Regions from separate parts of the Homo sapiens genome. Here region 1 is linked to region 2. The links are chromatin loops, found by intact Hi-C in ENCODE. Cell type or tissue: IMR-90. All regions are shown on one strand.

What was found. Peaks named below come from ENCODE experiments on the same cell type or tissue, not always from the same donor. Only the 100,000 strongest peaks of a DNase experiment are listed, where the experiment ranks them.
Region 1: it touches region 2 in a loop (11-fold over the local background); 2 of 110 quality-filtered maps call a loop at or near these places.

Annotation. Positions count from the first base shown.
Region 1 is chr5:173,391,873-173,399,872 of GRCh38, reverse strand. All of the region lies in intron 1 of LOC105377732 (a long non-coding RNA gene), which reads right to left. Among named protein-coding and RNA genes, the nearest start is that of MIR8056, 48 kb to the right of the region's middle. In IMR-90, a CTCF peak has its summit at 4,436 (motif pointing left); a DNase peak (open chromatin) is centred at 4,392; H3K27ac peaks cover 1,360 bases.
Region 2 is chr5:173,289,170-173,297,169 of GRCh38, reverse strand. The region is part of intron 3 of LOC105377731 (a long non-coding RNA gene); the gene reads right to left. It overlaps LOC124901136 (a long non-coding RNA gene), which reads left to right and starts at 2,416. Exons shown (of 2, transcript XR_007059055.1): 1 at 2,416-2,742; 2 at 3,025-4,043. It also overlaps the pseudogene RNA5SP200. RefSeq lists enhancers at 3,155-3,324, 4,452-4,701. In IMR-90, a CTCF peak has its summit at 3,059 (motif pointing left); DNase peaks (open chromatin) are centred at 3,019 and 4,729; H3K27ac peaks cover 1,574 bases.

The DNA.
Region 1 (8,000 bases), 100 kb before region 2:
CCACTGGGAAGTTTAAGACATTGGGAATAATGTTCTTTTTTTTCTATCTCATATCTAGCCAGGTCAAGCAACATCAGGTTCTTTCCCTGAACTTCTTCCATTAGGCACTCCATGGAAGGCCCGAGTGGATGGATTAGCCCTTAACTGATCCATAACATGGTCATGCCATGCCCAAAACCATGGTAATCCATGGCCTGGGCCATAGAATACAGTCACTGACTTCTCCTCTGCCCAATCCTTATCATGTCTCAGAGATGAGACCCTAAATCCACAGAGGCTTAGGGGAAGGACAGGTAAAGTCCACACCTCCATCTAGAAGGCGGTTTCCCAAGTGTGGTAGGCAGGTTTGCCACTGAACATATGCAAGACCATTTTAGGTGGGGCCTCATTGAATGCTTATTCTTAAAGTAGTTCTAAATTTATCTATCTTATTCATTTGTATGTCCTAGGAAAGTTATAACCAATACAGAAACCATTGCATCAGTTGAGTACTCTCTAAGGTGACACTCACCAGCATTCCTTTCAAAGACAAGCTTGAGGTAAGGATGTCGTTAGGGAACAAGACTGTGTGGCTCTAGCTTTGGATTTGTGGGTCCTTTCCTTGCTTTTAGACCCCCATCTCCACTGGGCTCCCAAGATGCTACAGACACACACAGGATTGTTCAGTCATGTAGGCTTTGGAAAGGCAGTAAATCACAGAAACATGAATGCATTCACACATGACAGATTCTAAGAAGGCTTGCAGTTTTTAAAAAAATCCTGCCTACCTTTGTTTGGTCTTTTCTTCACATCGCACATATTCTTATCCCACAGGACTCCCTTGCAAGTTACTGTTTCACACTGTCCAAATTTTACCTTTGGGCAAAATCCAATCATGAAAAAGCTGAATGTTTGGGCCAGAGTGTCTGGGGTCCTTGTACAGTTGTTTTATTGGAGGGACCTGCTTCCATTAAGAGATTTTTTTTTGTAAGGCATATGAAATTCATTGCCCCATGTATTGTGGAGCTATGGTGAGGAAGTATTTGACTTCATCACACACAGTTTCCTCCAGGAAAACCCGGCATAGAAATCTCTCCAGCCTTGGTTCCAGTAGGAATTGTGCTTCTCCTAAGTGAGCTGGCTTGTGTTAAGTTGATGGACAGCATGAGTCCTTTTGTAGATCATATTTCCCTCTTTGCTTTGGCCACCAGTAAGCTCACAACCAAACTTGTAGTTTACCTTTATATACTGGGCAGGACTTGAGGGTTCAAATATCTGTGCACAACTCTACCTCTGGCTTTTTCTTATTTTCTTACCCTTGTACTTCTTTGCCCTGACATCTTATTTACGCAGGTTGTCCTGTTGTTTTCCTTGTTCTCTATAAGGTGTCTTAAATAATGTAGGAATAGATCCATAGGTGTTTTGGCCCTTCTTTCACTTCATAAAGTTGGAGCTGGGAAGAGCATCCAGCCCACAGAATGGTAAGGCCTAACTGCACATAGGAAAGCAAACATCCTGTTTGTCCCATGGAGGAACATTTTGCATTTCTGTGTGGTTTGCTTTTTATACTTTTGGTAGATTGTGGCTTCCTCAAATTATTTGTTTGAGCGTAAATCATCAAAAGTGGTATTTGTATATAGCTTGACTATTTTAGCTTTTCAAAAAATTTCTTGTGTGCTTATAGCCTGGGCATTCATGGGTCCCACCCAGCCTCTAAATAAAAAAGTTGGAGCCGGCTGAGCGTGGTGGCACAAGCCTGTAATCCCAGCACTTTGGGAGGCCAAGGCAGGCGGATCACGAGGGCAAGAGATAGAGATCATCCTGGCCAACATGGTGAAACCCCGTCTCTACCAAAAACACAAAAATTAGCTGGGCATGGTGCTGCATACCTGTAGTCCCAGCTACTCCGGAGGCTGAGACAGGAGAATCACTTGAACCCGGGAGGCAGAGATTGCAGTGAGCCGAGATCATGCCACCGCACTCCAGCCTGGAAACAGAGCGAGACTCCGTCTCAAACAAAATAAAAAGGGGCCACTCACCTGAAAAGCTCAGAAGCCACCCTGGTCCTTCTTCCCCACTCTCCGCGGATGACAACATCTGGCACAACTGGCTGACAATTTGCAGGCTGCAGCCAGCATCCTCCTGTCTTTCTATTCTCACCAGAGCCCATGCTGCAACCTCCCAGCAATTGCAGCATTCTTATTTTTAGTACTATTCCACATCCGGGTAAAGGAAGACACTCTAGATCTTCTTTTATGGTGTTGAGAAACCAGAAGTTCCTGACAGACCCCGTGCTTGCTTCCTTCCCTTCATAACCTCATTTAATGGTTCTCTCCATTTCCCCAGCAGGAAAATCAAGACTCAGAAAGTTAAGATTAACTTAAGTTTGCATCCTTCTCTCAATCCCTCAGTAAATGACAAGGAAGTTGGGAAGAGTGACAGACTAACAATTCGGCTCAGAATTCAAGGAGCTCAGGCGGAAAAACAGTAAGAGATTAAATTATAGGATCTTTTTTCAATGTCCCTGTCCCCTCCCTCTTCAGCTCCCTCTTTCATTCTAGAAATACTCTTTCTACTCCACTTTTCCCTCCACAGAAAACTGCCAAGAGGCCTCAATTGTCCCCTTCACCGCTGGCCCCAGACCTCCAAACATTTCTTGTGCTTTGCATTTCTTGAGCCTTTCTCTCTGGCCTCCAATTCAAGCAAAAGGCCCAGGGGAAACAGGCGGTGTGATCAATGCATCCACGAAGGCAACTATGACAGCCCTTTCGTAATGTTCTTCTCTCAGAGAGCATTTTTAAAGGAGATCCCAGGGCAGCATGCACACTTTTACTCAAAGGAATAACATTCCTAATGCAGGACATTCAGGCGGCAAGGAGGCTGGGGAATAGCACAGAGGTCACCCTACTTCCTGGTGCCCCCCTCCCCTGCCTGCCGTGGGAAAGAAAGCCTCAAGCCCCATGTCGCGGTGTGGTACAAGAGGAAGTCCATCCCTCTGGCCTCCAACCAGTGCCCAGCCACCTTTTCCGGCTGGCCTATGACAAGGAACAGAGCTGTCACTGAGGGAAGATGGCCTGCAGATGGGTCTAGAGGTCAGGACTGCTAGGGGTCCCGGCTAGAGTAGCTGCCTTCCCTGGCCCGCCTTGGACCAAACTGGGCCAGACCCAAATGCCCATCCAGACTGCCTCCAATGGGCCACTCCTCTGAAAGCTCCATCCCCATCCAGTCCCTGAGGCTGACCCAGTCTTTGAGCCGCCTGCTTTCCTTGCCGGCTGAGTTCTAATGCAAGCAGGCAGCCTTGTGCCAACATCCAAACTCCCCCACCCCCTAGTGGAGAGAGGAAAACCACGCGCCTCCCACCCAGCTCCAGGCCCAGCGCCTGCCAAGACACGGCCATCTCTCCAGCCACTGGGGACAGAGAGCCATTGCTGGGAGGAACTTCCAGGCAGAGCCAAGAGGTAGCCCTGCCGGGCACATTTGTTCCTCCTCAGGCCTCCCTGAGGGTGCCTGACAGCATTTGCTCAACGTTTTCCTGGCCTGCCCATCCATGCCAAGTCTTAGACTGTGAGGGATCAAAGATGTGAATGAAAATGGAAAAAGCATGTTGGCACTCGTTGCCTCAATGGGAATACAGAGTGTTATGGAGACAAGACACGAGTTTGTGGATTATTCTTCCATAATCATCCAGATGTGTAGGCTGGCCCGGGTTGCAAAGGCCCAGTAAAACCTCGCACTCCCAGCTCGCAATCATCTGGCTCCAGAGGCCTATATCACACTGCCCTGTGCCTGTCACAGCTCAGAGGCTCTGCAGAGGCAAGTGTTGCTGTCCCTAGGCCAGAGAGCTGGCCTGACACCCCCTCTTTAGAGCTTGCCTCTGACACACTGAACATGTGGGGGACCTTTGCGTTTGGTTTTGGAAATTTTTTTTTTTTGGTTCGTTAGCTGATTTTCCATAAGTTGACAAAAAATGTGAGAAAATTCCATTTTCTCGAATTCCTTAGCTAGATGAACATTTGTGCCCAGTGACTGACTCTGATGTAGGGTTCCAAAGAAAGGTGACTGGGACTGTGACACACAGCCTGCCTTATGTCAAGAACTGTCAGAGAGGACAAGGAGAGGGGGAGCAAAAGAACATTCCAGGCATCTGCCAAGTCACCAGTCAGGGCATCAGGATGGAAAAGTAAACAAGTTCCCCATGAGGCTCTCCGGGAGCTCCCCCAAATCTAATGAGGGAGACAGATATGGGGGGAGTACAGTATTTATGATTTGCCCTGTAGAGGAATGAGCTATACTGGGGAGAAGCTGAGAGGAGGTGGTATTTTGTCTGAAAAGAAAAAAATCCCTCCTGAAAGACATTTTTAGAAGCATTCCCATCGAGTCACCATGTCCATCAGTGACTCAGTGCTTCACAGCCGATGAAGCCTTGGGTCCTCGTCCAGCCCTCTGCTGGCAGTTTCTAGAGGCTGCTGCTTGCTCATGTGTCCCCCACCCCCATCCCCCAAAGTCCACTTTTCTGGATCAGGGAGAATAATCGGGGCAAACACTGGACCCAGTAGCAAGAAGAGGGATGGTCTGAGGGAGATGGAATCCAGCCCCCAGTTGTTTCTTTGGACCTCTAGAATGTTTTTAAATTTTTTAATTTTAGTACTATCATTTAAAGTTAGAATGCATCACATAAAAATTATCTTGAATTGTCTCTTGTCTTGAAAAGAACTGGAAGACATGGTGACATGGGGCCATATTCCAGCATGGCATCTCTAGGCTGCCACTGGGTGGGAGCTGCCCGCTTCAGATGGAGCATGTACCAGTGAGCCTTTGCTGTGTAAGAAACCACCCCAAATCTTAGTGGCTTAAAACAATGATAATACATTAGCTGCAATTCTGGGTGTCAGCAATTCGGGCTGGGTTCTGCTGAGCATTTCTTCAGCCAGTTTTGCCGAGCCTCACTCATACTACTTGCTGCAGCCAGAGGCTGACAGGCTGCTGGTGGAATGCCTCGATTCTCCTCCATGTGGCCTGTCCAGCAGCCAGCTCAGCTCCTTCACGTGGGCTCTTCCATCATCAGGAGAGGGGAAAGCCCCAATAGGCAGGCACTTTTTGAGCCTCTGCTTACCTTTCTTTCATTAATGTTCTATTGGATAAAGGAAGATAAAAGATCAGTCCAATTCAAAGTCTGGGGAAACAGACATCACCTCTTGATAGGAAGAGCTGCAAAGAATTTATAGTATTTTTTTTCATGGGCTCCCCATCACACAGAAACTGGGGGTCAGTTGCTATTTCTTCTTGAACTCGAGCTGCTGATTTTCACATATCTGAAGTATTAGTCTTGTATTAGTCTGTTCTCACGCTGCTAATAAGGACATACCAGGCCAGGCACGGTGGCTCACACCTGTAATCCCAGCATTTTGGGAGGCCAAGGCTGGTGGATCACTTGAGGTCAGGAGTTTGAGACCAGCCTGGCCAACATGGTGAAACCCTGTCTCTACTAAAAATGCAAAAATTAGCTGGGTGTGGTGCCACGCACCTGTAATCCCAGCTACTTGGGAGGTTGAGGCGGGAGAATCACTTGAACCTGGGAGGCAGAGATTGCAGTGAGCCGAGATCACGCCATTGCACTCCAGTCTGGGCAACAGAGTGAGACCCTGTCTCAAAAAAAAAAAAGACATACCGGTAACTTATAAAGGAAAGAAGTTTAACGGACTCACAGTTCCACATGGATGGGGAGGTCTCACAATCATGGTGGAAGGCAAAGGAGAAGCAAAGGCATGTCTTACATGGCAGCAGGCAAGAGAGCGTGTGCAGGAGAACTCCCCTTTATAAAACCATCAGATCTCATGAGACTTATTCACTATCATGAGAACAGTATGGGAGAAACTGCCCCCATGATTCCATTATCTCCACCTGGCTCCACCCTTGACATACGGGGATTATTACAATTCAGTGTGAGATTTGGGTGGGGACACAGCAAAACCACATCATCTGGTCGTCCTCAACTTCCCTAAACCTGTTGGACCCCTGCAGACATCTAAGGTAAGAAACTAAACTGACAACTCTTCTGCTACTTGGGCTCAGAGCTGAGCTTGCCTGACCCTTCTATTCATGCCCATGAGAAGGTGAAATGGATTTGATGATGAAAATAAAACCCAGAAGTAGGATCCAACATCATCAACGAGGGCTTTGCTCAGTGATCCCAAAGGGAAGTCAGGATGGCTAAGATCCAAGGTGTTGAACAGCAAAGCAGAGAACACATCAGTGATGCTGAGACAGACCAGAGTCTCAGGTGAGAAAGGTATGATTATAGATGGGGTGAAAATATGACACAGGGCAAGGTTTTACAAGGCAGCTCCAGAAAGAAATCACAAAAATGACAACCAGGGATAAGAAAAGAAGAGAAAACTCCCCCTTCACCAACAGACCATTCTCATCACACTGGCTCTGCAGCAAAACACTCAGGGGCAAGGCAGTGGAGAGCCAAGCCACAGTGTAGGTTGCAGAGCAAGTGGGAGACCTGGAGGATTGTAAAACAGGATACTCAGGGGGACAAAACACAGTCTACATGAGCAGAGGTTCCCGTACATAGTACAGAACATCTCCAGATGATGCACGAGGACAGCAGGGCAGGGCTCAGTGCTTGGGGACCAGGGCAAGTTCTATCAGAACTAACTGGCAACACCTGTTACAGTGAAAACTGATGTTCTTCCCTCTCTTTCCATAAGAATTGTTTGGCTTTTGTTCCCAGGGGTACAAAAGTATATCTGAAGTTAATAAATATATTCAAATATGATAATATAATTTATATGCTAATATATACATTGCAATGAAGTGTGTACCACCACCTATGAAGAATTCTTGACAAAAAAATAAATGAACTTACTCAATCTGATCAAGACTTAACCTCTAGGTTACAGGAAATACTGAGGATAGAGGAACAGATAAAGCAACACCATGAAGAAACACTCAGATACTCAGACCATAGGACTTTGGACAACTCGACTGGCCCAGCCTTTCATCATCAGTATTTAAAAGGGGAGGGAGTAGAAGACTGTTCTAAAACAAAAGAGACTGAAGAGGTATGTCAGGTAAATGCAATGCAGGAAACATGAGTGGTTTCACATCCTAAAACACTAAAATCTCAGCCATAACAAAACACTTGGAGGATAATTAGAGATACTGCAACACGGACTGGGTATTTGATATTAGGAAATCGCTGTTTCTTAGGCATGAGACTATTATTGTCTATATGTAGAAGTATATTCTTAATTTAGGAGACACATACCAAAGAATTTATGGTTCATGACAGTTATTAAAATATTATCTTTCTGCTCCAAGTTTGCCTTTCTATACTTGACCTTGTGATGCTGGGTCCAGGACTCTGCAAACCATGTGATAGGCTCTGCCAAAAGTGGGAGCTAGAGAGAGGCTGCAAGGCTAAAGGGGAGGAAAGGGTTTGCTTCTTCCTACTTCTTGTTTGTTTGTGTTCTGTCACCTGACAGTGCTTCACCCTGGCAGAGGCACTTCATTCCTGTAGCAGCCACTGAATTAAGCCCCTTTCTCAAGAGGTCTGGGGCCCAGCCCCACAGATCAGAGACCAGCACCAGACTAACAGCTGCTCAGTCTCAAGGATCAGACTTTCAGCAACATAGGGTCCCTCCTCAGCCCTAGGGATGGTAGCTACTTCATAAAAATTGCTTCCTCTGTAATTCTAAGGAATCTAAGGCATTCTCTTTTTCTATTTCAGTTATGTAGTTAATAACTTTATACCTAATTAACAAATCATTATAGTAAATTATTTCCATTCAAATAACAGGTATGGTTTCTGTCTCCTGAAGGGGTAAAGTATGTCATAATGTTTGCAAGTTGCAAAAGGAAAAAACATAGATATTTAGTTAGATATACATACTTGTATATGCAACGCACACACATACACAAATGTATATTGAGATAAAAGATATAGAAGAAAAATGTTGAATCTAGGTGGTGGGTGGCACAGTAGTCATTGTATTAGACTTTCAACTTTGCAA
Region 2 (8,000 bases):
CTGCAGTGGAAATGGCCCCCTTCTGTGCACCACGCGTTTGCTGCAGGACAGCCTCTGGCCAGAGTTCCCCCTGGGAGAAAATGTAGGGGCAGGTCAGAGTCCAGAGAAAGCTGGAGTGGATGCATGTGTCCCCACCCTTCAGATACCCTCCGCTGGGTACATTACCCATTCGGTCATGTCCTCAGTGCACACTCATTAGTGCTGACCATGGGGGGGGCGCGGTGGGTGGCACAGATGTGAGCAAGGGGCACTGCCGTCCTTGACAAGCAGCAGGGGCTGCCCTGCTCCACCTGCTACCCTAGGGGCCTCCTGGCTTGGAAACCCAGAGGCAATGCTTCAAAGGCCTCTAGTTCTCCGCCCCCAGGTCCTCCCCTTGCAGCAGAACTCTGGCATATCCCTGGCCTTTCCTGAGTCTGAATCCCTCATCAGAGTGGCAGTGCAGCTTGCTGGGAGGCAGGAACACAGCAGCTCAGCACCTATGTTTTGGGGCCCCATGGCTGGATTCAAATACTAGCTTACTATTAGCTGTGTAAATTACTAGCTATGTAACTACGGGCAAGTCATTTTTCTGGCCCTCAGTTTTGCCACCTGTAAAATAAAGATAATAGTTTCTATGTCATAGGATGTCGAGAGGGTTGCATGATCTCGGTGGCTAGCACATAAAAATCACTCAGTGATGATAGCCGCTGTATCAATATTGTTGTGATTATTATTATTAGGCTTTGGGGATGAAAAGATGTCTTCAGCAAAACATCTCAAAATCCACAAATTTAAGAGAGATGACTCACAACCTGAAATTCCATTTTGTCACTCCTTTATCTCTCTGCTTTCTCGTCTCTTCGGCACCTTCTTGCAAAATTGCCCGAGCATCTGCCCTGTGTGGATGAGCAGCATGGAAATGGACAGCCAGAAATCAGACAAGGAAATGGAAAAAGCTATAGCCACAGACAGCAGCTGGAAAATCAGACTGGGATGCAAGTGTTGGCATCTGATTGAATGGGTGAATGCCTATGGAGCTCTAAAACAGGCCTGGGTTAGAATTCTGCCTCTGCCACTTATGATCTGTGTGACTTTTGGCAAGAGGTTTAACCTCTCTGAGCCCCATTTCAGCTGTAAAATGGGGAGAATAATACCTAACTCATAGGGCTTGGAAAGGATTAAATGAGATAATGTATGTGTTCTTGGCAGAAAATAGATGCCCAATAAATGTCAGCTCCCCTTCCCGGGAGATGAGTGCCAAGCCAAGCAGTGGAGTGGGTTACCTTTACCAAACACAAGGATAAAGTCAAGGGTCTTGTTCCAAGCACAGCCCAGTGACCACTTACATTATAAGCACTGAGGTCTTTGTATTAGGACTGAGGTCCTTACAATGAGCCTCTAGCTAGCAACTCCGTAGCTAGGATCTGGGGAGCTGCCTTTAACAAGAACACACGGATTGCCTAGTTCATCCCTAGTCCTGGGGTTCTGTGGTTCATGAGACCTAGTGCTCACCCAATGAGGTGCCCATGGCCCTATTTCTTTTTTCTTTTCTTTTCTTTTTTTTTATTATACTTTAAGTTTTAGGGTACATGTGCACAACGTGCAGGTTTGTTACATATGTATACATGTGCCATGTTGGTGTGCTGCACCCATTAACTCTTCATTTAACATTAGGTATCTCTCCTAATGCTATCCCTCCCCCCTCCCCCATGGCCCTACTTCTTGGCTCCTCACCCCCCCCCCCACCCACAAGGAGGGGGCCAGCTGTATTCATTCCCACTTCACCAAGGCAGCTGATGGAGGAGAGGGACAGAGAGTGTGTTGGTCGAGAGCAATCCCTCTGAACCTTTCAGACACTCCCTGTCCTAACCTATCCTTGCAGATGAGGATTCAGACATCCCAGAGACCATGAACCTCCAGAGGCCTGGGAGCATCCAGGTCTCAATGGCCACACTGACATCCTTCAGCTTGGCACCTGAGCCCACTTGCCCACCCCGACATCCTTTGTACCTGGCAGGTGCCTCAGCAGACAGCAAGCTCCTCCAGGATCTCAGCCTTCAGAGTTGGCCAAGGCAGGAGCATTTGGAACCAGGACAGGCTTGATTTGGTGGCTGCCCCAGGGACAGGCATCCTGGACTTGGCTACCCAGAAGACCACATCTGCCAGGGCAAGTTCGAGCACTCTGGCTGGGATTTTAGGGCTTCCCACGAAGCGTCCTCCTCCCCAGACTGCTCTGATTCACTCACCCAGCACCAGGAGCAAATCCTGTACACACACCACATCCCTTCCTACATCCAGGCCTTTGTTCACGTTGTCCCCTGAACCTAGAATGCCGAGATCCTAATCTCCCTACTCAGTTACCGCCTGATTTCTCAGACCGGCTCAAGCCCCACCTACTCCAGGAAGCCCTCCTGGCCCCCTTATCTGATAGCCTGTAGTAGCTACTGTCTAGCTCACAACTCGAAACCTCTGATCATGTTCTGTAGAGTACACCCGCTCAACTGATCCAATGCAACCAATACAGTATTGGAAGCTTTCTACGAACAAGGCACCCAGAGAGGGCTCGGAGGAAGATGACAGTGCCAACGGGCACAGGGAGAATCGTGAGCTTACTGCACCTTCCCAGCAGGCAGAGTGAGCCCGTAGGACAAGAGCCCCCTTTCTCCGTTTCCCATCTGCCCTGCAGCCCCGAGGAACGGTCCATTCTACAGACAAGAGGCCTGACGCTCAGAAGCAAAGCAACTTGCCACAATCGCATCACCGGTAAGTGCCTGAACCTCATCCAAACCTGATCCCTGTGGCCCCAGAACTCACAGGAAAACCTCCTCTCATAGGAGGTTTTTAATGACACTGTGTTCATTGGCTCCTTGCTGCTGTATCTTTCTCCCCCAGTGTGTGTCTACTTCTGCCGGGCTCTCGCCCTCCCTCCTCACTCTGCATGGTGCACACACCCTTAGTGGCTGTGCATTTTCAGCTTGCTTCCTTCTTTTCTCTAAAAATCTCCGCTTTGCTCTCCCTTTATTTCGCCTTTCACGCACTGAGCAGCGATTCGTTTCCTATTCCACATCGCCACCTGGCGGCCATGGAGAGAGAACACCGCGCGTTTTTTATCAAGCGGGCAAAGGCAGGGGAATCCTCACGCCAAACGGGTTTGAAGACCTCTTCACACGGACGGCCAGGTCTCTACGGGACTCGCCCTTACACTAACTCCACTACAGCCCGCTCTGTCGGTGGAGGAAATAGACGTGGAAGGCTTCCCTTCATCACCTGGTGGCTGCCGGGCCACATCCTGTACAAGCCGGGGCCAGCTCTAAGTCTACCCCAAAGCCTCAGCGTGCCTCTTCCCTCTAACTCAGGCGAAAGTACCTTCAAGACAGTCCTGGACGCGGTGGCTTCACGCCTGTAATACCAGCACTTTGGGAGGCCAAGGCAAGAGGATCACTGGATCACTTGAGCCCAGAAGTTTGAGACTAGCCTGGACAACATAGTGAAACCCCTGTCTTTACAAAAATTGATTAATTAATTAATTGTTTAAAAGAGACTATTCCTCATTCTTTTGACATCATTTTAAATGAGAATGCAGAATATGACATTGTACATACTGATATTTGATTCCTTTTATATAACCTTTCATGTATTAAAAAACTGCACTGAAAATCTAGAATTAAGTTAAAATTGGTGTGGGTTATTTGTGAATGGTGGGATTTTTTAAATGTATTCCAACACCCATATATTCCAACTTTTCCACACTTCCAAAGTCTGGAATACTTTGAGGATGGGGAGGAAAGATATGTTTACGGTCCTTGGGAAACTGAAAAGCATTTCCTGTGATGTCCCAGGGAGCTGGGGCACAGGAGCCAGCCTTGAAGTGGAAACCCCAGGCCATCCACTCACAATCTGAGTATCCTTGGGTGAGTGATCTCTCTAACCTCCCATCGAGTCCCCTGTAAACTAGAAATAATTATAGCTGCCCACATCACTGTCTTACTATAAGAGTAAAATGAGATAATGTATTTTAAAACATTGGTATAGTGTGAGTATTCAATAAATATTCTTTGAGTGAATTTAGTGCATTGTTTTGTTTTGTTTTTTTGAGATGGAGTCTCACTCTCACCCAGGCTAGAGTGCAATGGCTCGATCTCAGCTCACTGCAACCTCCGCCTCCCAGGTTCAAGCGATTCTCCTGCCTCAGCCTCCCGAGTAGCTGGGATTACAGGCGCCTGCCACCACGCCTGGCTAATTTTTGTATTTTTAGTAGAGACAGGGTTTCACTATGCTGGCCAGGCTGGTCTCGAACTCCTGACCTCAGGTGATTCGCCCGCCTTGGCCTCACAAAGTGCTGGGATCACAGGCATGAGCCACCGCGCCTGGCCGAATTTAGTGTTTTATATACTTTGGATTGATCAGTTTAATGCAAGTGACAGAAATCCAACTCAATCCAGTTAAAAAAAAAAAAAAGGAAAGATAGAATATATTGAGTTATTAAACTGAAAACTAAAAAGATTAGGGTTTCAGGCACAGCTACATCAGTGTGCTCAAATGGTGCCATTAGAAATCTGCTTTCTCTGTCTACAGCCACACCGCCCTGGACATGCCTGGTCTTGCCTGATCTCAGGAGCTAAACAGGGTCAGGCCTGGTTAGTATGAGAAAGGGAGAAATCTGCTTTGTCTGTCTCTTGGTTCTTCTTTCCTCTGTACTGACTCAAATCTCAGGCAGTCTCTTTCAACACAATGGCAAGATGGCCCCCCACCAGGCTGCAGCTGACATCTCAGCTTCTCAGGGCCTTAGTAGGAAGAGAGCTTCTCTTTCCCAATAATTCCAACAAAATTCCTCAATGCTAATCCAAACACTAAGGCAATGCAGCCTGACCATCAGGCCTGGGAAGTCACTAGCACTCCTGCAGGAAAGGGGGTCAGGACCTGCCCTGCCCAAACCACATGATTACTTGGGGTGTTTTCCCAAAGGAAACTGGAGATGTCCTCAAAGTGCACATTAATCAAATTCAGCACAAAGCCTGTCATAAACGCAGGGTTACACTGCCCTTAAGATTAAAATGCTGATGATTAGCTTAAATACCTGTGGAAAGAGCCACAGGGCAGTGGGAGTCCAAAACGCGGATTCCACTCACAGCTATATCACTGTGTGACCTTGAATAAGCAGCGTGGCCTACCCAGGTCTCAGTTTCTCCATCTGTCCAATCAGGGGTTGGACTAGAATCCGGGCTCACATCCCTCCAGGGCTATGCAGTTAGGAAATGAGCGCAGTGGCCAGGTCAGCACAGCAGGAAGTGGCGGGGCCCTAGGAGACCTGTGAGTGCAAGTCCCATTTAGCATTGTGATGCCAGCTGTGTGCTACGAGGTCCTCTGATTTTTCAAGGCATTCTATGAAATCTCCTGATTTTTCAGTGTTAAAAACTAATTGTGATGGTTGCACAACTCTGAATTGCACCCTTGACTTGTACATTTCAATAGGTGAATTGTGTGGGCGGCAAATTATATTTCAATAAGGCTGACAGAAATGAATTCAAAAGCTTTTTATCATTTTTCAGCCTTTGAGAAAGGATGCTATGATACAGGAGAATCTTGCAAACCTTATGGGAAGTGAAAGAAGCCAATCACAAAAGGCCACAGTTTGCATGATTCCATTTAGATGGACTATCCAGAAAGGGCAAAAAGCAGATTGGCAGTGGCCAGGGTCTGGGAGGAAAGGACACGGGGAGTAAGTGCTTAAGGGGGACAGAGGTTTTTTCTGGGGTGATAAAAATGTTTTGAGACTAGGTAGTGGTGATAGTCATAAAACATTGTGAAATGTGTTAAATGTCACTGAATTGTACCCTTTAAAGTGGTTAATTTTATGTAATGTGAGTTTTCCCTCAATTTAAAAAACAAAAAAGTTTGCTAAATATTCTGCTAGCCAAATAAAACATATCTGCAGGCTGAATTGGGCCCCGTTTTTAATCACAGCCACACAGTCGCTAAGGTCCCTTTTAACATTTTCTCAGGTCATATTTCCAAAGATCAAAAACGTCACCTCCAGTCGGGGGCATGGTGACCAGCTGACCACAGCTTACAACAAAGAGGAAACAGGCATTCTCTTTCCTCTAAGTAGAGCCTCCCCCAAAATAATTTTAGGCCAGAAAATAAAAGCCTGCTTAAGCTGGAACCACGCCAGCCTTTTTCTTTCTTTCTTTCTTTTTTTTTCCTAACTGCCCTTTGCCACCATGAAGGGCAAAGAGTCGCATCTGGGTGACAGTGAGTGGACTTTGTTGACACAGCCCAACTTCAATTTTTGTGAAGTTAATAATTAGGCTGTCATCCCTCTGCTCCAGAGCAATTAGGGGCCTGCGGAGGCAATGAATGGGCTCTATTATCAAGGGAAATTATAAATAGAAAAAAGCCGGACTAGACGGGAGTTCTGCACAGCATCACTGCCCTGCCCTCTCTGTGCAGAGCTGCAGCGAGCCTGAGTGTGTTGACTCGCCTCCGGTTGACAGCTCAGATCCCAGCTGCCATCCAAAAGGGCTCTAAATTCTGCCTCTGTCATCCGAGCCTGACTTTTTATGCTGTCCAGAGCCTGGCTGAGCAGTCCAGCAGAGCAGCAGGAGAGCCCGGGTGAGATAAACGCCTTTGTTTAAGTTGCCTCCCGACTCCAGGGTCTGGAGGTGTCTGGTGCTGAGCAGGAGGAACTGGACTCAGCCTGACAGGCCAGGGTGTTGGGGACGCTGAGTGACACCCTGCTCAGTGGCTCCCTAGGTCAGGGCAGGTTCCCAGCCAGGGGTGGCAGCCCCCAAAAGTGTGGCCATGGTAGAAAGCAGCCCAGGTTCTCAGAGGAATCGTCTCCACTTGCCTTGCTTCATCCAACATCTCCAACGGGTTCATACCTAACCCTCCCTGCAAACTCTATCTGTCTGATCACAGGGAAACAAAGATTCGTAGTTCTAGAAGAAAAAGAAATCTGTCACTGTAAAGGGAGAGCAACAGTCCAAAAATGAAAACACCCACAACTAGAAAACAATGATAATAAGGCTGGGTGTGGTGGCTCACACCTATAGTCCCAGCAGTTTGGGAGGCCGAAGCAGGAGGATCACTTGAGCCCAGGAGTTCAAGACCAGCCTGGGAAATATGGCAAGACCCTGTCTCTACAAATAATTTTAAGATTAGCCAGGAGTGGTGGTGAACATCTGTGGTCCCAGCTAGTTGGGAGACTGAGGCAGGAGGATTGTTTGAGCCTGGGCAGTTGAGGCTACAGTGAGCCTGGGGAAGTTGAAGCTACAGTGATCCAACCACTGCACCCCAGCGTTGGTGACAGAGCAAGACCTGTCAAGGAAGGAAGGGATGAAAGGAAGGAAGGAAGGAAGGAAGGAAGGAAGGAAGGAAGGAAGGAAGGAAGGAAGGAAGGAAGGAAGGGAAGGAGAAAGTAAGATAGGGAGGGTGGGAGGGAGGGAGAGAGGGAAGGAGGAAGGGAGGGAAGGGGGGAGGGAGGAAAATTCATTTAAGACTCTTAAAACAACCCTATGAGATATGTGCTATCAGCCCTGAGACCTGTATTACCAGGTTTTCTGATTTTTCAAGGCATTCTATGAGATCTCCTGATTTTTCAATGTTAAAAACTGGTTTAATTAGTCGAAATTAAATGAATGTCCCCATTTCACAGGTTTGTAAACCAAGGCAGTGAACTAACTTGTCCAAGGTCACACAGCCAGTTGGTAAAATTCAAATCCAGGCCTTCTGGCTCCACAATCCATGCTCCTACCTATCATCTCTACAGCTCTTACTTCGCTTGATGGTGACGCAGATCAGGGGTGGGAAACAAGAGGGCGTGGTGGGGACTGCGGTGCCCTGGACACAGCACACTCAGACTAAAGGAAGCAGCTGCTGTAGCCGGCTGGTTGCCTTAACAGGAATGAGGACTCCAATATTTTTAAGAAAAGCTGGACATCTGGATTTAGCATGAAATCTGATTTTTAAATGTTGGTGGCCGGGTGAGGTGGCTCACACCTGTAATCTTAACACTTTGGGAG